5 separate regions of the Homo sapiens genome follow, and regions 1, 2, 4 and 5 are each linked to region 3. A link is a contact called in ENCODE Hi-C or POLR2A ChIA-PET data. All regions are on one chromosome and are shown on one strand. Each heading gives the region's core, a stretch centred on a gene start or an enhancer-like site at or near the end of the contact. The rest is flanking DNA. Distances are from core to core; before and after follow the strand shown.

Region 1 (2,700 bases), core at 179-2,678, 2.5 Mb after region 3:
TGTTCCTGTTCCAACTGTGTCCTAAAGGGGGTATTCCTTCACTCCGTCATACTTTTCCAGGTCACTGGCACACAGGTCCACCCATTCGTAGCTACCCTGCTCTAAAGCCTTGATCCGTTGCAAACATGTGACTCCTGCCTTGAATTCAGAACACCAACAAAAGCAGAACTGGATCTGCATGCTCTTCCCATGAATTCTAAACAGCCTCATCTCCTCTCTCCATCCTCAGATGCTTGGCTAAGAGCACAAACTCTGGAGCCAGATTTACTGAGGTCTCAATGCTGCCCTGTCATTGATGAGTGACATTGGGCAAGTTGTTGAATCTCTCTGTGCCTTAGCTTCCTCATCTATAACATAGGGAGATTAACAGTACCTACTTCATAGAACTGTTTTCTGTTAATATATGTAAAGCACTGAGAACAGCTCCTGGCATACAAGAAGTGCTATTGTATTGGTGTTTGCAAAGATTACAACTCCCTCTGAATTCACTTTCCTGAGACTCAAGCCAGGAATGCTTTTAGAGTCCCAAAATGTACCCCAGTCCATCACCCTCCTCTCCTCCAGGGGCCCAGAAAGGGGGCCCAGAAAGGAGGACAAACCGGTGCTTTTTCAAGCCTGGACTATTGAGCTTTCTGAAGACACATTCATAAGAATCTACAAGCACAGAGGTTGGAAGGGCATCCTGCAACGCCAATGCATGGACTATTGAGTTTCTGGAGACACATTCATAAGAATCTAGAAGCACAGAGGTTGGAAGGGCATCCTGCAACGCCAATGCATTGACTCTATGTGTCCAAAGAGGCGAAGACTTGCCCAAGTTCCCTCAGCAGGTTAGTGCAGAGGAAAGGAAGTCAGCCAGGTCTCTGGATTTTCTGGGGCTAGGAACTGCCTGTCTTTTTCCTAATTTCTGTTCTAATCTTTTCTTTTCTTTTAAGTAGCGACAGGGCTTCACCTTGTTGGCCAGACTGGTCTCGAACCCCTGACCTCGGTATCCTCCCAGCTCAGCCTCCCAAAGTACTAGGATTACAGGCGTGAGCCACTGCGCCCGACCAGTTTCTTTAGAACAATCTCAACAGTCCTTTTTGGGCCAAGTCCTTCACTCTTGGATTCTATTTTACTCCCCATAACACCCCCTTCCACATACGTAGACTAATAATATTCCAGTCTGATGGGTTGTCTGTGCTGAAAGAGAGGGAGCCACATCGACATTGGTCGTTTTCTTATTTGGCATCCCAAGGGAGACATTTAAAACTACTCACCCAATTGCCCAAGTGGCCTCCAAAGAACCAGATATCTCTAGGGGAAGAACAGAAATCCAGCCAACAAAGATTGTCCTCTAACGCCTTACATCGAAGGCCCAGAGCCAAGGAAGAGGCGGAGATGTCCCGCAGTCCCCTATGCTCGGCTGTTACCTGGAAAGGATCATTTCACTTCCACTGAAGAGAAAAGGAATGAGTCCTGAATGGAATGCTGCCCGGCAGCTCCCAGCGCCCGCTGGTAGAGTACCCGCCGCTGTCCCTGGGTGGCTCCGGGGCTTCGAGCCTAACAGTCCTCCTGCGGCGCGCCTGGAGGCTGGGAGCTGTGCGGCCGCTCCCGGCAGATCGACTGAGGTCCCAGTGGCCGCAGGGCCCACGTGCATGCTGAAGCACTAGCAAAGCAGTTGCACCATTTTTCTGTTGGAAAGATATTTCAGAAAACATTGCCTAAGTCATCGCAGGAAATCTGAACGTGGTTGGACTTTGTTTCCTCTTTGTCTTACCACTCGGGACTGTGTTTTTGTAACTCAATTACCTGAGACCTGGGTCCCGATCTTTTCAGGGTCTGTGCCTCTGTAAGTCTTATCAGGCTTTACCTCTCAGTGATTGGTGTAAAATGATGACAGTAAAACAGTAAAACCCACAGGGTGGGGCTGTCAGGAATTTTTTAAACATTATTTTATTTTTCTGCCCCCTCCCCCTTTTCTTTTTTTCTTTTATTATTTATTTATTTGGTCTGGAATATTTCAATGAAATATTGGTGAAGCCCTTGACATATGGTAGATACTCATTAAGTGGTGGCTTTTTTTTTTTTTTTGATTCAAAGGATTCTGTCACTCTTATTGCAAGTTCCTCATACGTTTATCGTTGCACTAGTTCCTGTTATGTTTCGGAGCTGAAATGGATCAACTTTGGCAAGACGAAATTTCCTTAAGTGTAAGGTACTGCAATACTCAGGATTGTGCAGAGGGAAGCAGAGGCAAGATGGGAAAGATCGCAAACTAGGGCCCGAGGGCCAGAGGCAAAATGCACCGCAGAGATGAATCTGCCTAGGCCCCACCTCCTTCTATTCCGTCTCCTAGGACTACTACATTTTATTTGTGTTAAAAGATATCACCTGTAGATGAAAGGTGTTTTCAGTGGTAAACCGTGCACCGGCGTATAAACGTGGTGTAAAAAAAAAACCAAACAGAAAAACAACCTGATGTAAAAACAGAAAAACAACCTGATGTAAAAATATGGAACGCTTCACGAATTTGCGTGTCATCCTTGCGCAGGGGCCATGCTAATCTTCTCTGTATCGTTCCAATTTTAGTATATGTGCTGCCGAAGCGAGCACGGTGTTTCGTCCTTTCCACAAGATATATAAAGCCAAGAAATCGAAATACTTTCAAGTTACGGTAAGCATATGATAGTCCATTTTAAAACATAATTTTAAAACTGC
Region 2 (2,700 bases), core at 4-2,503, 3.0 Mb after region 3:
CCTTTGGGGAAGGGAGGAAGAGGGAGGAAGTCACTTTCATATTGAGTTTTTTGAGACTGTCCCAGAAGCTTCATCACCTACCATTCACTCCTACCATCCTAATCCAAGGCCTGTCCCCCTATCTACTCTTGCCTTCCAGAGTTTATTCTCCATACAGCAGCCAGAGTGATCTTTTTAAAAAACACAAATAGCATCTTGTCACTTCCCTCTTTAAAACCCTTCAAATGCCCCCATCACAGAGTAGACTTAAACCCTTTGCTATGGGTTATTAGGCCCTAACGTGTGTTGCATCCTCTGACTTCATCTATCATTCTTACTGTGGCCCACTCTGCTGCAGCCACACTGACCTTTCTGTTTCCGAGCTCACCAGACTGTTCCCTCCTCAGGACTTTTATATTAGCTGTCCCCTTTGCCTAGAATACCGTCTGTTCTTGTCACTTGTCATAGAGGTCTTGTCTGATCACCCAAACTAAATGAGTGCCCCCATCATTCTATTTCATTTGCTTCAGAGCAAATGGTAATGATACCAGTTCAACTGATCTTGTCTATCATTTGTTGACTTATTTGTTCCATTACTGAATCCCTAGTGCTAAGCAGAGCCTGGCACGTAGTCGACCTCTAATATTCATTGGATAAACGATCGTTTCAAATCCTAACAACAATCTTGTGATGTCTGTGAGAAAACGGAGGTTCTGCCGGCTCAGGATGAGATTCCTGCTCTGTCTGAACGCGGGACTCGCTTTCCTTCCCAGGATACCTCGCTCCTTCCACCGCGAGCGCAGCTCCCCTTCGCTCCCATCTTTCTCTCACACTTAACCCCTTTCTCCGGGAAAGTCAGGCCGTACTTCCAGTCCCTTCTCAGAGCCTGGTGTTGTGGCTCTCAAGCCCTCCCACATTTCGGGAACTCAGAAACGCCGCCCTTTTCCTGAAATGGACCCTCCGAGTACGCGCAACCCCTTCCCTAACCCCGGCTCAGGGGCAGAAGCAGGACCCGCACCGTCTATAGTAAAATAGGGTGGTCTCCTTAGCCCATCAGCTTAGCGCCCTCACTCCGCCCCCACTCCCTGGCTGGAGACCCTCAGGGCCGTTTAGGGGCCAGGAGGAGGTTCCAGGAGTCAAGGACATTGAGGACATCCAGGCCCAAACGGGATGGGCCAACTACGCGCAGCAGAACCTTTCTCTACCGGGCCCGCGTGTGCCCGCCGGTCGGCTTAGGCGGAGACACCCCACTTAGCGTCCCTCCCGCTCCCGCCCTCTCCTCCCGGCCCTGTCTGCGAAAGCTCGTCTTCCTCCCCGCCCAAGTTCCGGCGCCGCTCTTGCGGGAGCGTTCCGCATCGCCCCGGGGGCCCCTACGCGAGGATCTCCGGGGCCGTTGGCAGCGCCTGGCACTTCTGAGCTCGGCGGACGAGAGCCTGCAGGTTTCCTCCAGTCAGGGACGGCGAAGGGCGGAAAGCGCAGGAGGAGGCAGTGTTAGGCCTTAGGCCGGGTGGGCCGGGTCAGGAGAGACGCGCCCATCTTTCGCCATCCGGGGTGCGCGAGGTCCTCTCGGGACCCGGCCGGCGACCCGTAGCTCGGGCACGCGCCTGTCGCATCCCGCAGGAAGGAGGGGTCCGGCCTGAGGCCCGGGGCGGCGTCCGCCATGGAGATCCCCTCGGTCCAGGGCCGGCGCCTGGGACCTGGCGGGCGGCCCTGACCGCCTTCCTCCCTGCGCGGGCTGGGTCGCGGACGTGCCCTTCGCGGCACTCGGCCTCCTCTGCGTCTCCGCCTTCCCTGGGCCGCACTGCTGCCTGGGCGCGGCGGCGGCGACGGCGCCCTGTTGAATGGGCTGTGAGGGCCCAGGTTTAAAGCGCTGGCGAACGCGGCCTCCGGGGGCGCACGGCAGCTGCAGCGGTGGCGACCAAACGGGTGTTGGAGTTGGCGGCGGCCATGGAGGGCCTGGCTGGCTATGTATACAAGGCGGCCAGCGAGGGCAAGGTGCTGACTCTGGCCGCCTTGCTTCTCAACCGGTCTGAAAGCGACATCCGCTATCTGCTTGGCTATGTCAGCCAGCAGGGAGGGCAGCGCTCCACGCCCCTCATCATCGCAGCCCGCAATGGACACGCAAAGGTGGTACGCTTGCTCTTAGAACATTACCGGGTGCAGACTCAGCAGACTGGCACCGTCCGCTTCGACGGGTAGGTACATCCCAAGCCAGCCTCTCTCCGACGCGCGCGGACTCGTTAATTCACGGGCCCTCCCCTCCCTCACCCTCTCTTACCCTCTCTTCATGTAGGTACTCACTTCTCCCCTTTTTGTACCACCTCCTGCCCCACTAATGCCCACTTCATCTTCCAGGGCTAATAATCCATCCCATGTTTTGCTGCCCGTCCTCATCAGCCCCTACCCCTCATTCCCTCTGTGGGAAGATAACCACACCCTCGGCCTTGAAATCTAATAGTCGTCTTCTCTACTAGATAGTCTGTGAACAAGCCATTTGGAGGAGGTGGCTGCCTTTCCAGGTTTTACTTTTAGTGGAACTGGTGATGTAACTGATCAGAAATTAAGGAGGTCAGCGGTTAACATTGAAGAACTCCGAAAGAGTTATTTGGGCATCCATTTTTACTCCCTTCAAGTGAGTGGTTCCGTAAAACCTTCAGTGGGCTGCTGGGCTTTAATGTCAAAATAAGCACCTAGAACCAGCAGCAGCTGCAGCATCATGAG
Region 3 (2,700 bases), core at 176-2,675:
AAAAGACAAAGATGACAGTATCACTGCTTCCATTCAATTTTTCACTAAGGGCCTTGCCAGGCAAGTGTAACAAGAAAAGTCAGGGGGAGGGAAAAGTATAAGGAGTGAAAAAAGAAAAAATTATTATTCTCAGTCCATATGATTATCTTCATAGAAGATCCAAAAGGATTTAGAAGTATACTGTTCAATATGGCAACCACTGGCCACATGTGGCTATTGAGCATTTGAAATGTGGCCAGTCTCAATTGAGATGTACTTAAGTATAAAATACACACTGGATTATTATATTTTTGAGACGAAAGTCTCTGCACCCAGGCTGGAGTGCAGTAGCACGATCTTCGCTCACTGCAACCTCTGCCTCCCGGGTTCAAGCGATTCTCCTGCTTCAGCCTCCAGAGTAGCTGGGACTACAGGCACATGCCACTGCGTCCCGCCAATTTTTGTATTTTTAGTAGAGAAAGGGTTTCACCATGTTGGCCAAGCTGGTCTTGAACTCCTGACCTCAGGTGATCCCCCCAACCTCAACCTCCCAAAGCGCTGGTATTACAACAGGCGTGACCCACCGCGCCCAGCCAGTTATTTCCTAAATTAAATTAGCACGAATTGTTGCTGGAAATTGAGGTGCAAGCCACATCATAAATAACGGATCAACGTGAGTCCAAGCTTCGGATTCACAAATTGTAGAAACTCCATGACCCTCTGTGGAGACTCACAGAGCTACAAACAAGTTAACTCTCCTTTCAGTTCTCTCAACAGTGAAAGCTATCCAGGACCCTTCCAGAGTGAAGCACAGTACAGGCCAACAAATAAATGTCTCCTAAAGCCCAGGAAAAGGGAAACACTCTCTCCCAAGGCTCAATACGGGGGGAGGTCAGTACTCAGAGAACCCACCCCTTAACCCCTTGCTAGGTCCTATGAGACGTAGCTATTATCATATGGTGAGAACTTTGCATCTCAATGGGTTTCTAACTTCCCCTTACATTGTGAACTACAGCAAGCATGCAAGACTATCAAAACAGACGTAACGCTGGCTGGCGCAGTGGCACACCTTTAATCCCAATGTGTCCAGAATTGGTGGGTTTTTGGTCTCACTAACTTCAAGAACGAAGCCGCAGACTCTCGTGGTGAATCTCAGGGTTCTTAAAGGCGGCGTATCCAGAGCTTGTTCCTTCTGACCTTCAGATGCATTCGGAGTTTCTTCCTTCTGGTGGGTTCGTGGTCTTGCTGGCTCAGGAATGAAACTACAGACCTTCACGGTGAGCATTACAACTCTTTAAAGCAGCACATCTGGAGTTGTTCCTTCTTCCCAGTTGGTTTCCGGCCTCACTGGCTTCAAGAGCGAAACTACACACTTTCAGGGTGAGTGTTACAGCTCATAGGCCAGACCCACGCACGGAGCAGTAGCAGCAGCAATAGCAAGTTACTGCAAACAGCAAAAGAAAAAAAGCCACCTCGGTATCAAAGAAAACACCCCACCTGCCTGCCGCAGCAGGAGCGGGCAGCCTGCTTTTATGCTCTTATCTGGCCCCACCCACATCCTGCTGATTGGTCCATTTTACAGAGAGCCGATTGGTCTGTTTTACAGAGAGCTGATTGGTCCGTTTTGACAGGGTGCTGATTGGTGTGTTTACAATCCCTGAGCTAGACACAAAAGTTTTCGTCCCCACTATATTAGCTAGATACAGAGTGTCCATTGGTGTATTTACAAACCCTGAGCTAGACACAGAGTGCTGATTGGTGCATTTACAAACCTTGAGCTAGATACAGAGTGCTGATTGGTGTATTTACAATCCCTTAGCTAGACATAAAGATTCTCCAAGTCCCCACCACACTCCGGAACCCAGCTGGCTTCGTCCAGTGGATCCTCCACTGGGGCCGCAGGTGGAGCTGCCTGCCAGTCCTGAGCCGTGTGCCGGCACTCCTCAGCCCTTGGGCGGTCCATGGGACTGGGCGCGGTGGAACAGGGGGCGGCACTTGTCCGTGGAGGCTCCGGCCGCGCAGAAGCCCATGGCGGGTGGGCAGGGTAGGCTCAGGCATTGCAGGCTGCAGGTCCCGAGCCCTGCCCTGCAGGGAGGCAGCTAAGGCCCGGCAAGAAATCCAGCACAGCGCCGGTGGGCCGGCACTGCTGGGGGACCTGGCGCATCCTCCGCAGCTGCTGGCCCAGGTGCTAAGCCCCTTACTGTCTGGGGTCGGCGGAGCCGGCCGGCCGGCCGCTCGGACTGCGGGCCGCCAAGGCCACGCCCACCCGGAACTCTAGCTGGCCCGCAAGCCCCGTGCGCAGCCCCGGTTCCTGCGGTGTCTCTCCCTCCACACCTCCCCGCAGGCTGAGGGAGCCGGCTCCGGCCTCGGCCATCCCAGGAAGGGGCTCCCACAGTGCAGCGGCGGGCTGAAGGGCTCCTCAAGCGCGGCCAGAGTGGGCGCTGAGGCCAAGGAGGCACCGAGAGCGAGCGAGGGCTACGAGGGCTGCCAGCGCGCTGTCACCTCTCACCAACACTTTCAGAGGCAGGGGTGGGAGAATCCCCTGAGCCCACGAATTCGAGACCAGCATGGGCAACATGTCTGTCAACATAGGGAGACCCCCATCTCTACAAAAAATTAAAAAATAAAATTAGCCCAATGTGGTGGCTTGCAGACTATAGTCCCAGATACTCGGGTGACTGAGGCAGGAGGTGCTTAATCCCAGCAGTTTGAGGCTGCAGT
Region 4 (2,700 bases), core at 55-2,554, 2.9 Mb after region 3:
TTTGTTAAAGGTTAGAGTAGTATTTTCTCAACTCAAGAAATTTTAGAATTTGTTTATTCACTGGAGCCTGTTGTGTAGTTCTTAGAGTAGTTCTGATATCTTTGTCATGAGCTATATTTTATAATCTATATTTTACTAATCTTAAAATTAACTTTGTGAAGTCAGTGCACAAACATGGAAGAATATTATTCTACAACTTCATAAAATCAATGTTTAAGGAATTCTGGGAAATGGGAAGGGCATCTTGGCATAAATTTCAAGAAAGTTATTTTAGATTGGTGGTTTATCCAGGAAAAATGTACAGAATTATATCATGGCCTCACCCCCTGCATTTACAAAGTGAAGAGAGCCAGTGGGGTGGTAGAAATAATAATTCTGCCATTAATCAATTATATGACTGTGGACAAGTAACGCTGCTCCTGAGTTTCATCTTCCTCATCTGTAACAAGAAGTTTATGCCGTCTGATTTCTAATGCTTCTGCGAAGTCTGGGTTCATACGTGTGAATTACTGGATGGTTTGTTTTGATACGTTGAATTTGAGATTCAAGGTCTTCAAATGGGGCTGTGCTGACCTCTGTTTTTAAGGGTTAAGGTCAGAGGGTTTGGCCTTTCCAAAGAGGTGAACTAAGTTCTTCGTTTATTCTTTTATTTGTGAGAGCCGGGGGCTGCGTGGATTTAGGAGTGAGGGCTGGGGACTTAGAAACAAAACTTTTATAGGCAGGTGTTAGATAGCTATCCTTTAAGGACTTTTGATGTGAACTGATTAATGAAGCCCATTATCAGATTTGTACTTAGGAACACTCTGGTGGAAAGAACTAAGATAATAGCAGCTTTCCTTTTGTAGCATAGCTATTACCCCTTTCTGTAACTTATTTCTGTGGCAGAGTAAAAGATCCCACTACCCCTGAATATCAATATACCCTTAATAGTTCATTGAAGAATTTTTCTGTATTAAAATGGTCCTTTAAAAATGCAGCTAATCCTGAATCAATGGGAGCACACTTTGGCTAATGCCTCTGTAGGCATGCATTGACAGATGATGGAGACCTAGAAGGGCAGCACTGATTTGGGATCTGCGGGAGTGGTGGCACCATTTGGCAGGGATAAGAAGATGGTAGGGATCCTGAAAGAAAAGACAGACATCTGCCTTGAAGGAGAGTATAAGATAACTTGTCTTCTATCACAATCTTGCTGAAGTTATTCCTGGTCATTCTACTGAGAATCTTCGTATTTGCCTCACAATACTAGAATCTCAGCCAGTCAGAAAGCAAAGAATTATGTGAGCCTGTATGGAAGAGGGAATACCAAGAAATAAGGCAGATGAAGTTATTTTATTTAATAGTAACAGCAACAACAACAATAAGGCCAACTGTCTTTGCTCAAGCTGTTAACTCTTCTCCGCTTGTAGCTATAGCACCACCTGGAGGGAGAGTGGGAACGTGAGTCTGGAATTGAATTATTTTATTTTCTCCGAGAAACCACTATTAGCTACCATTAAGCAGCAAAAACTGTTTAATTCAAAAGCTATTTCTAGTCTGATATACTGATGGATGTGGAGAATAATTGTACACTGGATGAGATTTTTGTGGAAATTGATACCTTACCTTACTTATTGGCCAGGGAAGCCAATGGAATATTAATTTGGATCCCACCAGTAAGAAATTTGTTGTAATTTACTAAAAAACAGGTTATCTACCTTTACCTGTATGCTGCCTGTAAAAAAAAAAAAAAAAAAAAAAACCAAAAACTTTCCCAACAAATTATGTAATTAAAATTCTGTTTACAATAACTTGACAAAAGGAAATGTCAGGTATTTTAAAAGAGTCAAATCAGTTACAAATATGTTCTTTGTAAGTCATTCTTAATAAAATAAGTACTTCTAGCAAAGTTTTAGTAGTCAAGCCAGACACTCTTATGTTCTTGAAAGAATAAAGTTGGTATTATTTAGACTTTTCACAGAGAACTCCATTCTCTGAATCATTTGATTTAGTAGGATTTTGTCTTGCAGTTTCTGCCTTTGTGTAGAGTTGTCCCCTCACAACTATGAAAAACAGTCTTTTACCAACTCTTAATCAAGTTTCTTTCTCCTCTTCCTTCTCCCTTCAGCAGTTATTTCAAGCCTTAGCCATAATCTAATCAAACACTATCCCCCTCTCTCAGCACTCTGCCAATGCATGAAAATTGGGGCTACAAGACATGAATTACCTAAACCACCCATTTCTTCCTTAATCTCAGTGCCACCATAATTACTTTTTTAGCTTATCTACATTTGTGCCCAGTCCTCGCTTTATTTTGTTCAGTGTCAAGAGGAAATCTCCCTTTCCCTGCTTATTCATTTATTCTTTTCATTCAAGAAATTGTGTTAAGAGTCTACTGTGTTCCAGGAACAGGAGAATATAACATTAAACAAGACACATACCATCTCTGCATCCCCCAGAAGTTTGCAGTCTGGTAAGAAAGACAGGCATTAAATAATTGCACAAGTCATTAATGAGTTAAAGTTTTGACATGTGCCTTGAAGAAGATAGACAGGGAACTCTGTAGAGGTACAATAGGGGAACGTAGTCCTCTCTGATACTGTGATACTTAAGGCAAGATTATAAGTATGAGGAGAAGTTAAGCTCCAAGATGGGAACAGAGTATGCCAGGAGAAAAGGCCAGTGCAGCTGGAATAGAGAGAGCCAAGAAGGGCTGGGTGC
Region 5 (2,700 bases), core at 201-2,700, 2.8 Mb after region 3:
TACAGATGATGGAAGCCAAAGCTCGATCAGGGTAGACTGAGAAGTGAATGTGAAGTGAGAGGTAGGAACAAGCACTATTGGAGAGATCTTGAAAAACCTTTCTAAGAATTTATGAAGATAGCAGAAAAATAGGGCAGTTCCTAGAGGCGATTTTGGAGTCAAAGGAAGTTTATTTTAGATGGGAGAAATTTCAATATATTTATATGCTGATAGGAGCAATTCAATTGAGAGGGAAAAAACTAACGATGCTGGAGGGTAGGTAATTGTAAGAGTAAAATCCTTAGGAATGTGCGTGAAAAAAATCCGGTCACTGGTAAAGGGACTGGCCTTCCTAGGCGCAGGGACACTTCATTCATAGCAACCCAAATGTTACTATGCAGATAAGGGTGGTTTTGATGGTGAGAAGATAAGGGAGTTTATTTCTGATATCTTTCATTTTTTCCATGAGTTATGAGGCAAAGTTGATTAGTAAAAGTGGGGGTTGGGGAGGAGGTATATAGAAGGCTTTCAGTAGAGACGAAAAGGAATGAAATAATCCTTCCATCAAGTCTACTTAAATGTCAATTTAGTGGATAAAACCCTCCCAGAATTAAGTACATCTCCCAAACCCTTTCTCTCTCTCAATGACCTTTTGCTCCTTTCTGGTACTCACTAACATTTGCAATTGTATCTTTGTTCGTTCACTTCTCTGATTCCCCATTAGAGAACTACAGAAGGGCACGGACTTTGATTTCAAAATGTATATTTAGCCGTTAGCACAAGGCAAGCAGATGGTCACTAAATAAATACTTTTTTAAACAAAAATGTTAATGAACACCTTCAAAATTTTGTCTTACGCCACCTCGTTAAAATACTTGTTTGTGCAAGTCACTTTTCCTCTCTGAGCTTTCATTTCTGAATCTATACCATGGGAATTATCTCTTCCTTGCCTACCTCCCCTCGTTATCAAGAGGATCTGAGCCAATAATGATAGAAATGCTTCATTAAGGGCCCCTTAAATGTAATGGATTTCTATTTTTAGCCCACTGGTAGCCTCGCAGGTAGCAGGTGCTGAAAAAGCCTTGCTTATTGGGGGTTGGGGGACAGCATTGTTTCTGTGACCGTAGGCGTCGAAGCTATGCAGAAGCGTTCCGCGGACCGCAGAGAGATGGGGCTCAGGCCAGCATCCCTCTCGCTCCGGCCCTTCCCGGGAGGAGCTGGCCGAGCTAGGATGGGGGGCAGGGAGACCGAGGGGGCAGTAACTGTCAAACCTCGCCGCTTGGCGCCATTATTTAAATGGAACGTGCCTGTCTCGCAGCTGTACGTGCCCGGGGCGGGGCTTCGAGCGCCCTGAGCGGGGCGGAGGCTAGAGGCGGGCTGGGAAGGTGGAGGGGCGGGCCGGGGCGGGGCCAGGCCGGCTAGAGGGGCGGGTCTAGCGGCGGCCCCCGGCGAAGTTCACTGCGCTTGCGCTGACAGACGCAAGATGGCGGACAGTGCGGAACTAAAGGTAAAGCGCAGCTCGAATTCACTTCTAATATTCGGCCGCGGAGACGGCGCCGCTGCTGCCAGGGGGGATGGGTCCGACCCTGGGGGGCCTCTCGGGCCTGACTCCACCCGGGCCTGGAGTTGTAGGGAGAGAGGCGCGCCCGGTCTCAGCAGAGGGGGCCCGCCTGCGGCGGGCCGCGGGCCCCGGGTGCCTCGGGGGCGCTGACGGGTCGTCCCCGGCGTGTTATTGTTGTGGGCGCCTCTGGCGGGGGTGGCGGGGGAAGAGATAGGGAGTCCGGAGGTAGGGGCTGCAGCTGTCTCATGGGCTCGGCTTTTTCACCTTCCAGTTAGCCTCCCTGCCCCCCATGGGGAGCTGGGGCTGGGGGCAGGGTGCTCTCGTAGGGGGGATTGGGAAAGCTCCCCGTGGCCGCTTCCTCTTCCTCCTTTGCAGTCCCGGGCTCCTGTCAGGCGCTCTTCTCAGACCCCCGGGAACTTGGCTTCGGCCGCCCCGCCCCTCCGTGGATCCCAGTAGCCCCCGCCCCGGACTCGGCTTTCCCCGGCTGCTCGCTTGTCAGGAAGCGCCTGGGGTGCCCCGCTTGTGGGAAGCGCGATCCCGGGGCGATAGGGTGGGGATCTGGGGGAGAAGCTCTGGTAAAGTTTAGCGAGCCCCGGGCCGGCGTTGGGGTTCGGCTGAGAGGTAGTGAGCGGGACGTTACTCTTTCTCTCTGATTCCGGGCAGCCGAGGGGAGAAACCCCCTCGAAGAGTGTGTCTTTGGAAGCAGTGTTGGGAGGGGGGGATGCAGCTACCTCTCTCCCTTCTTTTGCCTTAGCTGGTGTGGAGGGTGAGAGGAGCCTTTGGGGGTCTCTGCACACACCATGATGGCGATGCTGTAGCTGATGGAGGTGAATGGTTCGTGTTTATATCCCCCCATTGCCTTTTGTTTGTAGGGACATCTTGCTGGCCATGTTGATTTGAACGAAATTCTCCCCTCATGCTACTCCAACCCCCGATAAATAGAACGTTCCTCTTAACAGTACCAATTACTCACGCCTCACGAAATTAGATGAAAGGGTGCCCCCTTTTCCCCGCTTTTCTCCCACCCCAATCTTTACCTGATGATGGCTTCTTTACCGTAGCAGATATACCACTACACAAGCAGTTGGGGGAGGGGGTGGTGGAACCCTTATGACTGGATTGTGACAAATGGGGCTCCGCTTGAATAATTTTGGTTTAGT

Evidence for each region. A loop is a pair of places that touch in the nucleus more often than their neighbours do. ChIA-PET counts read pairs that join two places held with the same protein, here RNA polymerase II (POLR2A). Pooled maps may share reads with other maps.
Region 1: a pooled map shows a loop between it and region 3 (2.5-fold over the local background). The contact joins the promoter of SKOR1-AS1 here to the enhancer-like site in region 3. A Hi-C loop is called at or near these places in 1 of 168 maps with a recorded cell type or tissue (CD8-positive, alpha-beta T cell) and 3 of 50 pooled maps. POLR2A ChIA-PET finds 5 or more read pairs at or near these places in 1 of 52 experiments (A549).
Region 2: a loop to region 3 is called in a pooled map, with 12 times the contacts of the local background. The contact joins the promoter of FEM1B here to the enhancer-like site in region 3. A Hi-C loop is called at or near these places in 7 of 50 pooled maps. POLR2A ChIA-PET finds 5 or more read pairs at or near these places in 2 of 52 experiments (activated B cell and activated CD4-positive, alpha-beta T cell).
Region 4: POLR2A ChIA-PET joins it to region 3 with 14 read pairs in T-cell. The contact joins two enhancer-like sites. POLR2A ChIA-PET finds 5 or more read pairs at or near these places in 2 of 52 experiments (B cell and T-cell).
Region 5: a map of CD4-positive, alpha-beta T cell shows a loop between it and region 3 (9-fold over the local background). The contact joins the promoter of PIAS1 here to the enhancer-like site in region 3. A Hi-C loop is called at or near these places in 1 of 168 maps with a recorded cell type or tissue (CD4-positive, alpha-beta T cell), 1 of 37 single-sample maps with no recorded cell type and 6 of 50 pooled maps. POLR2A ChIA-PET finds 5 or more read pairs at or near these places in 1 of 52 experiments (activated B cell).

What each region holds. Positions count from the first base shown.
Region 1 is chr15:67,837,451-67,840,150 of GRCh38, forward strand. It overlaps SKOR1-AS1 (SKOR1 antisense RNA 1), which reads right to left and starts at 1,429. Exons shown (of 3, transcript NR_120345.1): 1 at 1,260-1,429. It overlaps RNU6-1 (RNA, U6 small nuclear 1), which reads right to left and starts at 2,595; the gene lies at 2,489-2,595. RefSeq lists an enhancer at 2,533-2,700.
Region 2 is chr15:68,276,492-68,279,191 of GRCh38, forward strand. FEM1B (fem-1 homolog B) reads left to right here and starts at 1,254. Exons shown (of 2, transcript NM_015322.5): 1 at 1,254-2,174. The coding sequence starts at 1,927. RefSeq lists enhancers at 1,250-2,151, 1,894-2,093 and a silencer at 1,534-1,863.
Region 3 is chr15:65,299,151-65,301,850 of GRCh38, forward strand. No RefSeq gene overlaps it. Among named protein-coding and RNA genes, the nearest start is that of RNU5B-1, 4.2 kb to the right of the region's middle. RefSeq lists an enhancer at 2,041-2,556. Within about 2 kb of position 1,426, at least 3 of the 41 ENCODE cell types and tissues checked have a DNase peak (open chromatin) inside an H3K27ac peak, as active enhancers do; they include CD4-positive, alpha-beta T cell and CD8-positive, alpha-beta T cell, where a contact is called at or near this core.
Region 4 is chr15:68,153,732-68,156,431 of GRCh38, forward strand. All of the region lies in intron 7 of PIAS1 (protein inhibitor of activated STAT 1), which reads left to right. Among named protein-coding and RNA genes, the nearest start is that of CALML4, 50 kb to the right of the region's middle. Within about 2 kb of position 1,305, at least 2 of the 41 ENCODE cell types and tissues checked have a DNase peak (open chromatin) inside an H3K27ac peak, as active enhancers do.
Region 5 is chr15:68,052,865-68,055,564 of GRCh38, forward strand. It overlaps PIAS1 (protein inhibitor of activated STAT 1), which reads left to right and starts at 1,451. Exons shown (of 14, transcript NM_016166.3): 1 at 1,451-1,486. The coding sequence starts at 1,463. RefSeq lists a silencer at 1,250-1,749.